Linked DNA regions of Homo sapiens: region 1 is linked to region 2. A link is a loop called in an ENCODE intact Hi-C map of the cell type or tissue named here. Cell type or tissue: MCF 10A. All regions are shown on one strand.

Region 1 (8,000 bases), 160 kb after region 2:
ACAAATCATTCGTATTTACTGTCAAAAGCTGCTAATTTCCCAAAATGTTTCATAATGTAATATCTTGACAAAGGAAACCAGATGAGGCTATAAGAGTGCATAGGTTTTCGTACAGCTGCCTGCATGTAAAGGAATAGATCTGAGTCAATGCTGTGTGGCAAGAAACAGAGAGGACTCATGGGATGCCTAGGAAACTCAAGCAGGTTGCCAAACTCTAATGGGCAAGTTCACTGCCTCCCTGCCAACATTATTAATAATAAAAAAAAAGAAGAGAAAATGTATCTAAAGTAAAGCATCTAATAAATTCTCTATCACTTCTTGTTTCTGTTTCTGTCCAAATCAGCAAAATCTTTAAATATCACATTATCGCTCTTTGAGATAGGCTACGAGTCTCACTTAGTAAGAGGTTCCAAGTTAATTTTTTAAATAAGTAAATGTCTAAAAGTTAAAAAAAATATCTATATTAGGTAGGAAGTGTAAACACTGTGGCCCCTTCTCCTCTCCCTTTGGCATTCATCCAGTCTCTCTCTTAATATAACCATATATAACTACTAGACTCAGACTCTTTCATTTTTTCACATATAACTGTTTTTCTTTTTACAAAAATTGAATCATATGTGTATATAAAAGATGCTTATTTTATTTAGTAATGTGTCTTTCACATTTTTTCCAGATTAGCTTATGTAATTACATTTCTTTTTGTCTGTTTGTTTTTTAAATTATACTTTATTAGGCAAAGCATAGACCATGGTTGTCACCCTAATTCACACTTATGTAGCATTATGATCTATTATACATCATTTTTAATGGCTAAATATGATTACATTGTCTAGCTTATGATAGTGTATTTAACCATGTCCCTATGGATGGCATTTTGATTATTTGCAAAAAACTGTCATTTTCAACCACCTTTAGGCTTACGGTAATTTTCTTCAGGATTACTTAAAAATCATTAGGGTCCCTAGCATCTACCCAGAAGATCACAGTAAAAATACAAAACGAATCTATTGGCCAGTGAAAACATCCAAAGAAGAGAAAAGTGAGACCCACAGAATCAGAGGCATGCAGTCATACCTCAACAGCTGGTAACTCAATTACTAGACAGTGTCAATTATCAAGTAAATACCAGTAGCCAACAGCTAGACAAACCAGAGCTGCAAACGGTAACTAAGATGCATCAACTTAAAAAAAAATTAAAAAAAGAATCAACTTTATTTATAGTACAGATCTTCAGATAACAACTTGGTTATCTGAGTCCTTATGCCTAGGCAGAGAAGAAGTCACAAACTTGCATGAAGGACAAATGGCTTTTATAAGGAGGCATGTTGATGGCAGGTGTGAAAGTTGAGCTACTAACACCCAACAAGAAAAGAAACCCAACAAGCAAAAACTGGTAATATGGGGGTCTGGGGCCATTTCACGTTAGAGTCTTACGTATTTCAATAGGTTCTGGGAACATCATTATGCACAGTGAAAAATAATTCATGTTCAAAATCACAGCCCTGAATTGTTCATGAAAGTATAATTTCTCAGGATCTTTGCTATATGATAGCAGTGTAGCATGGAATACACCTGAGAAAGACAACCTATCAAAACAGTTAAAACACGATCCTTGACCATAGGAGACCTGAGGAAGACTGGGCCAAACACAGCACTTAATAGACAGAAAAACAAAAGGACAAAGGTAGCATGATTGATCCAACGTCAGTGGGTTTTTGGAAATAATCTGAGCTATTAAGCCAGGATACATGAATCTTATGCCACCGTGTTTGTGGCTGTTCCACAATTACAAAATTGGTCATTACAAACTGTAACTTGAGCTAGAAGACACTCATTGTTCAGCATTCTCAGAGAACTGAAGATTTACCTTAAGAAATATTGTGATCAGAAATGTGAATGTAAGTGGCCCTGGTGGGGAGCTGAGAGTGAGTTATAAGTCGTAGTTAATTGCTGTTGTTTGGAGGAGGTAGATCTTCTAAAACCCGAGAGAAAAAAAATAGCACTAATTGTTGGCCAGGAATAGAGCTGTACAAAGAACTTATGTTTAACACGTGGATAATAGGGAAACTAAGTCACACACATATGCAAAACTAGCAAATCTCCTTGCTTCTGTTTGGCTGACCACTAAACTCTATTGTTTTGAATCAACTAACTTTCAAAACATAGCTTGATGGTTTCTGTAAGCGTTCATCACTGCTAAATAAACTGAATAGGCAGTGTACTTGAAAGCACATTGCACAAGCAGGCAGGAGACTTGAGTTCAAGTTTCAGTGTACCTCCAGAACAAAGGCCGCAGGGTTGATATGTCAAATGAGTAAACTGAATGTGATAGCATCTTTAAGCTTCCTCAGGACTACTATTCATGTTTCTAGTCAGCTCTTAGCAAATAGAACTTAGGCAAATACAGGAAATCCATATACCCTGCAATACACAGTACAGACTAAGATTCCTATATTTGGGACCTTTGTTGCTACCAAGGCTCTCTGAGACATATTTTAAACAGAGGACTCTCATTTTCCTAAGCCCCACACTTCACTTTGCTGGTTTTCTTTTTTTTTTTTTTTTTTTTTAATTCTCTTACACTTTATCTTCTTATCCGGATGACATCTAGAAAATTAGACAGGACCTCAGAAGTCACTAATGTTATTTGGAACACTATTTGGGAAGTAAAGGCCCAGGGAGGAGAGGTGACTTTCATGAGGTCAATAACTCACTAGTGGAAATGTGAGAAGATGGCTTTTGATTCCCAGTTCAGGCCTGTCTACCAACTCTGAAAACTATTAAGAAATATAACTGCCCCCTAAAAATAACATACCATTTGTATCCAGGAAAAAGAGTCATGTCTGAACAGGCAATGGTCCTATATCAAAAGAAGACAGCTACTCGGGCCCAGAAGCAATGATCAGGCTGCAAAAGGAGCTGAAGTTGCTGTTCTTTTCCCACGACTTTGTGAAGATTTATGGTGTACATGGGAAATCTCGGCCCAAGGTCCTATAGGCAGCACTGGATCGGATCTCTAAGGAGTCCCTACAGCTATGAAGTTCTTAACATCTTTATTTCCTGGGAAGAGCTGGACTGACCTGACTTAAAATATCTGGTGAGTTTCTGAAGCTTTTCTACAAGGAATGAAACTTCCTAGTTTGAAATATCCAAACATGATAGATTTGAGCAAAGCATACCGAGCTGTAACATTACATTAAAAAAAAAAAATGAAGTGGGCTGGAGATTATGGAAGTCTCTGTAAATCCTGAGGGGAAAGATCATCTTATTTAAATACTGTCCATTCTTAGTTGCAGCACCGATCGGTAGGACCCACTGCCAGTTTTTGTATCTTTCTTTTTATTCTTTCAAATCAAAGCTGTTAATCAGCTGCTGGAGACTTCCTAGCATTGCAACACTCTTTCCTTCAAGAACCAGAGAACTGTCTCAATCCTGACATTAAATCAAAGGATTATCATATTTGACTAGCAGAGCTTTCAGATGAGTAGTAAGCCAATTAAAAGAAAAGAAAAAATAGAAGAAAAAAAAAAAGGAGTTTTTCACTCCTGACCTCCTGGCCTGCAAGCAGCTTTCCTTTGAAACGGCAAGAAGAAACGGCTCTCAAAGATACTTTCTCATATGCTGCCAACCGCAAAGGGAGTATTTTTCAGGGGATGCTTGTCTGGCCTGACTCGGACTTGTTTCAGGGTGTGTCATCATTCCTGTAAGAGGTTTGGCCTGGGCAAGACTGCATTCATTAGGAATTATTTCAAAAATCCAGAGCTGGCAGCCAGTGGGAGGTTTTTCTACACGGATGTGCACCTCCCACGTGCTCTGGTCACAGACACGACTGGGCTGGTAAGAGGGCCTGACGGAACCGTGCCAGGCCCAGACACAAGTCTTCCATTCTGACACGGAGTGCTGCCAAGTGGGAAGGAACCACATCCTTCCTCATCCTAAGTCCCCTTCTTAAATCGAGTAGTTGTTCAGACAGGGGAAGCACAGGGGGGAGGGAGGAGGAGACATCACTAGTTGGTGTTAATTATAACAAGGGGAAACCTTTATTCCCAATATAAAGTTTCTAAGTGAATTCAAGACAGAATCTCAAGGCCGGAAAGGCCTTTAAATGTCATTTTGATTCAAACTCCTTTTTCCAATATTCAAATCTCCCTGTGACATCCTTGCCAACTAGATGTCTAGGCCCTCTTTTAATATCTCTAGTGATGGTGAACTCATTACTAATGTAGTTTTCATATGGCCCTAATTGTAATAAATGTCTCTTTATGTTGAGCTGGACCCAAATCCCTTGTCATGTCAACCTACTTATCCTGGATGAAGTCTTTCGAGCCATGTTGGGCCTACGGTTCCCTCTTTCACAGACACCTATGGGCATTCAATACAGCAGTTCCAGTATTTCAAAGCAGCATTTCCATAACGTCATGGAACTTACTTTCAAAACTAGGAGACTAGGGGTTTTTGAAAGTATTTGTTCCCTTACTCCCCTCTCCAACCCTCAAAGTGAGAAAAACATACTGAGGAAATGAGAATGTCATTAAAACAGAAGGAACTATCATCAATTGATTAAGGCATCTCCCATGCTGCCTGAGCCGAAAAAGGAAATTGAAAAAGGAGAAAAGGAAGCAAGAAGAGGCCAGAAACGCAAATGGGCTGGCTCAGTCCAAGCTGAGCTTCTAGGGAACTGTCAGACACATCAGAGTACTAACTAAACGCCTGTTATAAGATGTTCAGCTGTACGTGCAAGCAAACTGGATAGGGGCCATGGGATGCACGGCACGCCTCAGCACAGGGAGGCAAAGCACGGGGTTTCATCATGAGCTTTACAGCCATATAGACCTGGGTTCAGGTCCTTCTCCACAGCTGTACAAGCTACTTAACCACATTGACTCTCAATTTCCTTATTGGTGGACAGGGTCAGTAAAGCACCTCACATGGAATTAGACAAGATGATTATCCCAGCACTTTGGGAGGCCGAGGCGGGCAGATCACGAGGTCAGGAGATCGAGAACATCCTGGCTAACACGGTGAAACCCCGTCTCTACTAAAAATACAAAAAATTAGCAGGGCGTGGTGGCGGGCACCTGTAGTCCCAGCTACTCGGGAGGCTGAGGCAGGAGAATGGCGTGAACCCAGGAGGCGAAGCTTGCAGTGAGCCGAGATGGTGCCACTGCACTCCAGCCTGGGCGACAGAGCAAGGCTCCATCTCAAAAAAAAAAAAAAAAAAAGAAAGATGATTATATGAGGTAATTTTGTAAAGCACCTGGCACACAGTAAGCACTTCAACTTGTTAGCTATTATCCTTTTTTCCCCTCATTACTAGAAGACTTGCCTTTGACTCTCTCAAACTAGAGCAATTAGGCCAAAACTCATGTGTGAGAACCAAGACAAGAGAAGCAGCATGATACCAGAAAGTGCACTATGCCAGAACTAGAAAGCCAGTTACAGGTAGGTTTGGCTGACTTTATAAACACAACATATTCCTCTGAGGCCTTTCTGCAAAGCCAGAGGTTTAGCCTCTTTGGCCCCAGCAATCTAGTATTCTTTGAGAACGATTACACGTATTCCATTTAATGGCTGCTGCGAAAGCTTGATTTCTATATGCCTCCTCCTGTTCCCCTAAGTCCATGTCTCAATATCATTAACTACAAAAACCCTAGATTCCCCACAGCAAGAAGCTGGGGTAGTCACCCGATTTCATGTGCCCTAGGGATCTCTTTAGGGGTGCAAAACCCTGCAAGGGTGCATTGAATGGAGGATATATTACGGTTTCTTAATTCACTTGCTGCTGGCTGTTGAAGTCTTAGGTGATACAGCACTGACTGTAAGTGTGTGTTTTACATAAGTCAAGACAAGTGAGTAAGTTCAGCTGTGTCTTGACAAGTAGGAAGCCAAGAGATATGGTTGGTTTTTAAACATTCAGGAGTATGTGCCGGGAAGTGCTGACAGGGAAGACTTATGGAATGCCCTAATTCAAAGATGTGTAGATTTCCTGAGGGTGTTAAGGTATCCACTCAGGTATGCTTTTGTAAAGAACCCTTTCCTCTTTACCCTGTGTTTGGTGTCCTGTGCTTTGAGGAAAGGCAGTAAAAATACTTCAGGAAAGTGAGGAAACAGAACAGCTGAAATTGTAACACCTGGGTTACAAAAAGCCTGTTCTTTGGGTGGAAAGAGATCTTTAAAGTGAGAATGTCCAAGAACTATGGGTGGATTTTTTTTAATTATTATTATTATTGTTACAGACAGGTTCTTGCTCTGTTGCTCAGGCTAGAGTACGGTGGCACAGTCCAGACTCACTGTAACCTCAAACTTCCAGGCTCAAGGGACCCTCCCACCTCAGTTCCCCAAAGTGCTAAGATCGCAGGTGTGAGCAACAGGGCCCAGCGATGAATGGATTTAGAACAAGGACACAGCATGAACAAAGATATGTCCCAAGATTATCAGGCAGTGGTGCATAGAGCGAAATGGAAAGTTGAGCAATAGAATGGTGCCCTTTGAATATATAGAACACCAATGAGCTCTTGAATCATCGGGGCTAAGTGGCCACTTGATGGTCATCACAACCTCTGAGCTTCAGTTTTTTCACTTGTAATAATTCAGATAAAACTGACCTTGCAGAGCTGTTATCAAATCAAATGAGATAATGAACATGTAAGTGGTCTGTAACTTGTTGGGCACTTGGATACACATAAGAGAATACTGTTGTTACCACTCAGTAAAGCCCCAAAGTCTTAATTTACTACGTAATAAGTATTTGTTTTTATAGGATCTCTCCTCTCAAAATGATACTGACATGATTGCATAAGCCAATTTCATTTAAGCCGATGTTCTAATTGTGTATACACTTCTCCTTGTTCTTCACCTACTAGAAGCAAACTTATCAGGGAGTTTTTAAGAAGAGTTATCTAGGCATACCATAAGGGCATCGGAGTTGACAATAGCAGCCATAGGTGAAATCACTTTGGCTTGTAATGTACACTAGCATTTTTAATTCCCAGAATGGTCCAGAACATCTTATGATGACTCTGGGTCACCTCCTTTAGTGAGAACAGAAGAAAGTTCTGGGAATGCAAATTTTCCACCTTGATTATTATAATAGAATCCTCATTAATTGCCCCACTTATTCCCTCTCTAAGCCAGATCTAAAATACAGATCTGATAATGCCCCTCCCTTACTCGAGAATATTCATTGTGTCTCCATGTCTTATAGGATTAAGTATGAATTTCTTAACAGAGCATTTAAGGTCCCCAAAAAATAGTGCCTCCTTGCATTCAATGATGATGTATTCACATATTATCTCCCGGTCAGACTGGGCTCTCTCCAGGGCAGGTTCCTGTTTCCCTCCTTCACTTTATGTTTTCATTATCTTCCCTTTCTCTAAGATAAAAGTCACTTCTGTTTCCTAACTGTGCAAAAATAGTTAAACTGGAATGATGTTTCCTAGAATTCCTTACTCTTTATGGTTCCAAGTTAGGGCTGCCCATAGAGAACTTTATTCAGAGGGTCTGTCTAGGCCTCTAGGTAGTACTGCAACTCACATACGTTGTTGCTGATCACTGGCTCACCTCCTAGATGGGGCAGCAGCCAGGCCCACTGCTCTTTCTTTTTCTTTTCTTTTTTTTTTTTTTTTTGAGTCAGAGTCTCGCTCTGTTGCCCACTCTGGAGTGCAGTGGCGCTGTGATCTTCGGCTCACTGCAACCTCCGCCTCCCGGATTCAAGCAATTCTCCTGCCTCAGCCTCCCGAGTAGCTGGGATTACAGGTGACTGCCACCACGCCCGGCTAAATTTTTTTTTTTTTTTTTCTTTTGAGACAGTCTAGCTCTGTCGCCAGGCTGGAGTGCAGTGGCGCGATCTCGGCTCACTGCAACCTCCGCCTCCCGGGTTCAAGTGATTCTCCTGCCTCAGCCTCCCAAGGAGCTGGGAGTACAGGCGTGCGTCACCACACCCAGCTAATTTTTGTATTTTTAGTAGAGATGGGGTTTCACCATGTTGGCCAGATGGTCTT
Region 2 (8,000 bases):
TTTGAATATTCCAAGGCATAAGAAGAGAAGGTAGAATGGAAATGTAACATGGTGCTGGGCTTTCACATGGGCGCCGTTTCAACGTGATCAGAGGAAGCATCACTGGCCCCCCGAGTAGAGGTGGTGAATAAGCTAAATGACTGCCCGATTGAGTGGCATATCAGTCTAGTGAATCAAGCCTCAAGTACCTTATTGATGTGTCACACTATAAATCAACTTAATAAGAAATTTGCAGGTATGTTCAAATGTTAAAGTAACATTTTGCTTTCCTAGAGGACCTTTTCCCATTTTGAAGAGACCTGCTTATGCCATCTTTTCATGGAGATCAGCCATCTTCATTGACAGGTTCAAATTTTCAGAAACTCAATTTAGACCAAACTGTTAGAGAACATACTGATCAAATGATATGAGGCCCATGCAACCATAAAGCTGTAAATAAATGACAACATCAATGTTAACAGTGAGAAGGGAAAATAAAACCTAGGGCAAACACCCACCATATTTCAACAACTCTTTCTTAGACCTCAGTCTAAGTGCCAGCAAAATCTTGCTCTGAGACACGTAGTTGTAGTTTTTCATGTTTGCCCTATTGTTGTCTGACGCTATTGCCACATCTGACCTTTATACCTTAACTTTCCCTGTTAAGGACTTGCTATAAACCTCCCTCACTGCTGGCTGGCAATGCCCTCCAGTGGCCATTGTTGAAAAAGAGCCTGAAAAGAAGGTCCCAATTCTAGAACGGACTACGAGAACATGAAGAGCTAACTCACACTGATAAGCTGTTGTAGTGTGTTTTAGCATTCATTAGTTTTCCTATCTTTTTTCTTTTTTCTTTATTTTTTCTGACAACCCATCTTTCTTGATAGTCTTTCCAAATGTTCTTTCTTTCTTGACTTACTTCTAAACACATAAATCTGCATCCTATATCAATGCCAACTTGACATGGATGTCTATGTTTAGAAGGAATTTATGGCATAAAGGGCAAGCAAGTGCAGACGGTGTGGGTGCTATTTCAAGCTTTCATGGATCCTGGAACAAAGCAGATTATTTGAAGAAGGTTTTAATCCTGGAAAATAAATGCAAAAACAGCATTCACAACATTCTTTTCCTAAAATATGTTGCCTAGTGACCAAATTGAATCAATTGTCAATTGATCCAGTAGGAATCTCAATGGATGGTCTGTTTGACAAGGCTTTGTGAGGAAAAATAAGGATGAGCTTGTGAGGCTCTGTCTACCCAGGGGAAAGAAGTGTGTGGCAAGAAGAAATTCTAGAGAAGGAGTGGAACGGAAGACAGGAAAAAGCTATGTCTGAAAAATAAGACAGGAATAGAAAGTTTCAACTTAATTTTTTAAAAAAATTCATGTAAGATATTGAAGAATATTGAAAACATACAGCAATAATAAAAGAAATATTTTTATTTCCAGCCTTTATTATAATTAAAGTGCTTATTTTGAAGACAGCCATCCGACGGGGAAGCAAATATTAGTATCATCATCTTCAGACATTTGAGAAAATTGATTCAAATAAAGTTAAGGAATTTGACCAACGTAACAGATGATCTGGGTCCAAAATTCATTCTCTTATGAAAGAACATTATGAAAAAAGAAAATTAAAATGTAGGAAGGAAAATACTGAAGTTTGGAAATAAAGTAAAGACGTTCATTTAAACATTAATGTGCCCATATGTATTAGCTCAAGGTACCATAACAAAACACCACAGACTGGGTGGCTTAATATGAACTTTATTTTCTCACTGTTCTGAAGGGTGGACATCCCAGTCAAGACTCCAGCTGATTCTGTTCCTGGTAAGGGAACTCTTCCTAGCTTGTGGCTAGCAGACTTCTTGCTGTGTTCTCACGAGGCCTTTTCCCTTTGTCAGAACTAAGAAAAAGAGACAGCCCTGGTGTCTCTTCCTCTTTTTCTAAGGACACCAGTTCTATCAGATTAGGGCCCCACCCTTGTGACCTCACTCAATCTTAATTACCTCTGTAAAGGACCTGTCTCCAAATACAGTCACATTGGCAGTCAAGGCTTTCATTTATGAATTTTGAGGAACACAGTTCAGGTTATAGTACCATATTTTACCCTAGCTAAATGAAGTAAGAAGCTAAACGTGATACCAGAAATACTCTTTAATGCAATTTGTATAATACAATTAAATTTCATTCAACAGAGGGGACATAATCAAAAACAAATTCACCACTCATGGAAGAACAAATCAGACATCTAAGAAGACTATTAGCAAAAGATGGCCAATCCTTAGCTCAAAGCTTCAGAAACTAGGCTTCTGGAAGCAGTCTTCTAACATGACACCAGAAAGACCCTAAGGGCTAAACTACAACAACCTGAATAGAGTATCTTGATCTCATCTTTCTCAAATGTGAATTCTTCATTTCCACCCCAATATCATCCCTTTGTAGTGAAAGTTTTCATCATTTGTTTTTATCCAAAACAGACAGTAAGACAAATATTCAAGTTTTCCCAAGAAATGCTGGTAGGGGAGTAGGGAGGAAGTGGAGAAGTAAAATAGGAAATGGAAGAATTCTAGCGCAGGGGGCATTATGAAGTCATGTACCACTATTGGTAACTGGAGCTAAATCTTTCTGGGGAACCCTAGAACTCTAGTGGGACAGAGTTTATGGGTATATTATCGAGTGAGAGGAAAGTGAAATATTGATCTGTCATCTTCCTTTATGTTATTTGTTGAGGGTTGTTTCTGGGGCAATAACTATTGCACTTCTAGTTTTCCTTGAGTGTAGACCCAATATGCTCCTACAGTCAGAAAAACACAAATCCACAGGCAAATAGCTGCATGTGTTCACAGTAAGACTTAAAACAAGACCGTATTTTCCAAATTATTGTTTATCATCATGGAGATACCCAAGCTATTTCCAAGTCTTGTTGTTTCTCTATCCTCAATATCTCTAGAATACAGTCAATTTCAATATCCATAATCCTACTAGGCTAGGCATATCACCATCATTTGCCTAGACTTTTGAATATGTTTCTAGATGGTCTTCATCCTTTCAGTATGCTTTCCTCCAGTTTATTCTACACATGGAAGCTTTACTATAGTTATAAAATATAAATGTGATCATGTAATTTCCCTGCTTAAAACACTGTAGTGTTACTCCAATGTCATCTGGATAAATCCACACTTGTTATCATACTTTGGACTTCTTAGCATGGTTCAGGAGGTTTATTTCAAGTATCAACCTCTCCTACACACACACACGCACACCACCTGATGTTCCTCACAGTGAGTGTCTATCATGGCTGTAAACGTGTTCCTGCCCAAGGAAGAGGATCTCTGTAACCCCTCTCATACTTCCTATTGCCCAGGGTAAGTACCTCAAAAGAGAACCGAAATGCAGGCATATGATTCCCCTAGATGACCTTACCTAGAATAATAATATAAGCTATCTCAATACACCAATACCTTTATATATAGTATTGTTTCTTGTGATGTTGGTAGCCAGTTCCTAACTTTCTTTGCTGAACCCTGGCCAAAACATGATTTTCCAATCCATTATTTTTTCAAATCTGAGAGGAGTTTCTGCAGAATCTTCCCAGACAAGCTTCTGTTGGTGAAGGGTTACATTTTGAGGGCAGCCTCTGATTTGGAAATATATTTAAAACTAGGTTACAGGAAAACAAAACAAAACTAGTTGGAATTGAGAAGGTTGTGGGTGAGTCACACCTCAAAAAAAAAATAACAATCTCTGCTTCTCATTTCTGGCTAGACACTGGACCTGCAATGCCTCCTATGAGACTACATACAGTGGGCGTGTTATGGATGGCTGAAGCACAGCACGGTACTGTTGTAACAAGAAACAGCCTCTTCTGTAAGGGACAAATTGCCGAGAGTGCAGCTTTTGGTTTGAGTAAAACAGAAAAGGAGAAAATTGACCCACATGTGCCAATAAAAAAGAACATCATTTAAATAAAAGACCCGTATTAACCATTTAAAAATGTCAGGAATTAGAGAGTAGGGGAGCACACATTCCCCTTTATGAACTCTGAAAAAAATCATATTGCACATAAATCAGCCCCTGGTTATTTCTAAAAATTAATTTCCTTCCTTCCTTCCTTCCTTCCTTCCTTCCTTCTGTTCTTTTCTTTCCTTCCTTCCTTTTATCTTCTCTTTCTTTCTTTCTTTCATGTTTCAGACATACTTATTCCTACAGGGGCAGAAGCTCCTCATGTACCAAAAAATTGTTGATATTCACTGCAAGAATGTCTTAAAAATTATTTTTAAACTATAATTTCTAATATAGTTTTCTGCTGTACTGAATGCCTGAGATGTCTCCATTCTTATGCTATAAGTATACAGTTGCAAAAGAATTGCAATTCAATTTTCAATTTCAGAAAATTTTTATTTAAGACATGCAAAGAGATCCACAGTGATTTTTTTTTTGTTTGTCTTTGTTTCTGTTTTTGTTTTTGTTTTGGAAGAAACTGCATAAGAATTATTATGTTGCAGGCATCCACCACGAGGTGGAGCAAGATAAAATTCTTTTCAAGCTCTTTTCCACACACAGCCTGCATCAAAAAGAAATAGGGTCAAAAACACACATTTTTCCTTTCCTGAATTATTATTATTTTTTCTTTCTAGCTGTTCCCTGGTAATTCTAGTACATTCAGCTCAGTAAAGGTGGTAGCTGTTAGATTTCAGGTACTGCAATTTTCTGTTTTCTTCGTATCCTCCTGCAATTCTGGCATGCTTTAGTTTGAGGCTGTGCAGGTCAGAAATTAACCTAAGGTTTTCTTCCGTGTTATGGTTAAAAAAAAAAAAAAAACCGCACTCTTAGGAGAAGTACACTTTGTCAAAGATTTTAGTGTAAATACTTTCTGCCAGAGAGCTAGAGAAGTCCCAGCTCATGTACTGGTCATGCAAGTTAGTTGTTGAGACTGGGTCACTAGGGAAAAACCGGCAGGATTTTCTAATTCAGCGTAGTATCCACGACCAGGGAGCCAGAGGTGAAGGCTCAACCAAGTCCAGGGAAAACTCAGGGGCTAAAAGTACTTGATATCTCATACATTTCCACACCAGAGATCTGAAGCAGGCCATATGCAGGGTTTCAGTTGCCAAAACTGGAGAATTAGGGGAGTAGGTAGAGCATTACGCGAAGAGGAGCCTAGGAGGCTGGGAACTCTGCCACAAGATTGATTCTACCATCGATTGTAAGCTTGAGCAGCTAAAGACATAGGGTCACACGGGCATTATCAGTCTCAGATTCACGAATGCCAAAATTTGAAGTGTTTTAAAAGCTATATAATAGAGTTGTTTTAAACCAGGTTACGAGATTATGGCTTCACAGAGTTTACCCAGAGAAGTGAGGGTAGCAGAAAGAGGGCTGAGTAAGGCAGGCTCTGGCACTTCCTCCGATTCAACTAAGGTAATTTGCTTTTCTTACTATGTTTCCATGAAAGAGTTCTCTTGAGAAAAATGTATTATTATATGTGCTTAATTATATTTATTTTATTATATATATAATTATATGTATGTTTTTGTGTAATTTCAAAGAAGAAAGATAATACTGGGATGTACGAATACAGGAAGGTACCACGCTTTGACGTTCAGTATGCTAGCTGGTGAAACTACTCTCCTCAGAAGGAAATTGACTCTCCAAAAAGCGTATGATGAAACACTGGCAGTGAAATAGATTCTGATGACTCCTGAAAGCAAACCTTACCTCCCCAGGTACACAGAATAAAAAAGAACATAGAATGAAAGAGATAATGGCCCCAAAGCCAAATATTGACCCACTTGTTACCCAAGGATAGCCTGATCATCTCCAACTTACATGTTAGAGTGCTTCAGAGTTTAAAAGGATTTTACATCTGCTATGGTATTAGAAACCCGTAACTCTTCACTGGTTCTTATTTACCTTACTGTGTCTTTGGTTATCATGTTTATTGGGTATGTCCTATCACCCTCACAAGTTTGTATGTCTCATTTACATTTATGTATTTTTCTGCTTACTCCTAGCATAGTTCCTGGTTCATAGTAGATCCCATGAACTTTTGTAGAATAAGATTATATACACACATTTTTTTGTACCTACTATATGCCTGTACATACACACACAAAAAATGTGTATATAATTGGTTTGGGTGAAGCATTATAATGTGAGGCAAAACTTGTCCTTTAGCCTTCAGCAGCAAGAGTCAATTCTTTTAATCTCCTAAAGCTGGATTAGCTAATATACCTGATCTGAATGTTTACTTGCATGTAGGCATAAGGGGTCTATTCCGGGAACAAACCAGATTCATAAGCTTCATGAGGGCAATAGCTTTGCCTGGAGCACTTCACTGACATTTACTCACAGAAGGAAACCATCCCAGCATCAGAATGGACTGAGCAAGCTGTAGGTGTTGAAAATAAAGACTCCATTTGGGAAACCCACACAGCACGCACCAACAAAAATCCCCACAGCTTGTTTTAAGCTAAATGCACAGATGTGTGTGGGGAATTCCTTAAATAACAGGGACAAGTTGTAAGTTTAGACTATGATATCACAACAAAGTGCTATGGGGGTGTGGATAGGAAAAGAAACTAAACCAGAAGCACAGGATGTTTTAAGTTGGAATTATGAGAGTAGGAGGAACTGGATACCCAACATTTAGAGACTCTCACAGTCTTTGACTTGGCATTTGAATAGATAGAAAGATAGATAAATGTGCGTGTGCACGTGTGCACACACACAACCTATATTATCTTATGTTCCTTCTTTTTCAGTCATCAGGCAAAACAAAGAAACAAAGAAACAAAAAACCCAAAACCCCAAAACCAAAACCAAGCTGAACTGATTCAGATTTTCAATGCAAAAAAAAAAAAAAAAAAGTAAGCAGCCACAAAACATATGCAATTGGAAATTAAATAATGTACAATGTACTCCTCTTCCTTCCCTTTTTTTTTCAGAGGAAAGGTTAATATATAATGCTCTGTCTGGAAATATATATATTCATCTGGGAACTAAAGGAAGGAAATAAGATCCTCACCTCTCACCATTCCTCCTCTTGGCCCCAATTACATAATTTGTAAAGCTTGTCACTGCAATCTTAGGCTTTGCCAAGTTAAGAGTTTCTGGTTCCCAGAAAAGTAAACACTTCTTCCAGAGGCCACAGTAAGGTTTATCATAAACTTGAAACTATATCTACCACCTGCTCTTTTGGCTCTTAAAACAATGCATCAGCCAGCAAAGAAAGGAATTTATGTAATAAGGACCCAATCGATTTGGATTGTCACGAGGAGTGATGTTTTCTGCTATTTAATGTAGGCAGGGATGACAGTATTTGGAACTGCCACACTCATTTCAGATCCATTGACAATAGTCAATGAACACTAGCAGCAACCACAGCTCAGAAAGAAAACTAAGAACTTAGAACTAACCAGGCAAGTGACACAGACCAGCCAACTGCTGGCTGAGGATAAGGGAGATCTAGAATAAGAAGTAGAGAAGGAAGATGATGGGTATCAATTACAGCCTCAATGCTGAATGGCGCAGCAGAGACTTGAGTATACATCAATAACTATCTTACCTTAAATCTCTTTACATCTAAGTGACTTTAAGTGGCCAATGTCTAGAAGGAGACCTGGAGACAGAGTGGACAAAAGTAAAGGCATCAGGTTCTCACAAAAATGAGACTCCATATTGGTACATGCAGTCAGATATAATAGAATAATGAGAAATCAGAGTGGTGTACTGGGTGATGTTGATAAAAAGAGTCAAACTCTGTAAAAGATGTAAAGAGGTTTATTCTGGGCCAAATATCAGTAATCAAGGCCTGAGGCACAGTTTCAAGATGTTCTGAGAACATGATGTATCCAAGGTGGTTGGGTTACAGCTTGATCCTGTACATTTTAAGGGGACAGAAATTACAAGCAGATATCAACCAATACATGTAAGGTGTACACTGGTTCAGTCCAGGAAGGTGGGAAAACTTGAAGTGGGGGCTTCCAGGTCATAGGTGTACTCAAAGATTTTCTAATTC

Evidence for each region. A loop is a pair of places that touch in the nucleus more often than their neighbours do. Peaks named below come from ENCODE experiments on the same cell type or tissue, not always from the same donor. Only the 100,000 strongest peaks of a DNase experiment are listed, where the experiment ranks them.
Region 1: it touches region 2 in a loop (5-fold over the local background); 3 of 110 quality-filtered maps call a loop at or near these places.

What each region holds. Positions count from the first base shown.
Region 1 is chr3:190,529,484-190,537,483 of GRCh38, reverse strand. All of the region lies in intron 1 of IL1RAP (interleukin 1 receptor accessory protein), which reads right to left. Among named protein-coding and RNA genes, the nearest start is that of IL1RAP, 19 kb to the right of the region's middle. In MCF 10A, no CTCF peak of the experiment used is centred here; DNase peaks (open chromatin) are centred at 153, 2,283, 2,863 and 3,713.
Region 2 is chr3:190,693,896-190,701,895 of GRCh38, reverse strand. LINC02013 (long intergenic non-protein coding RNA 2013) reads left to right here and starts at 2,582. Exons shown (of 2, transcript NR_183762.1): 1 at 2,582-3,345; 2 at 3,746-3,951. In MCF 10A, CTCF peaks have their summits at 699 (motif pointing left) and 4,482 (motif pointing right); DNase peaks (open chromatin) are centred at 665 and 3,755.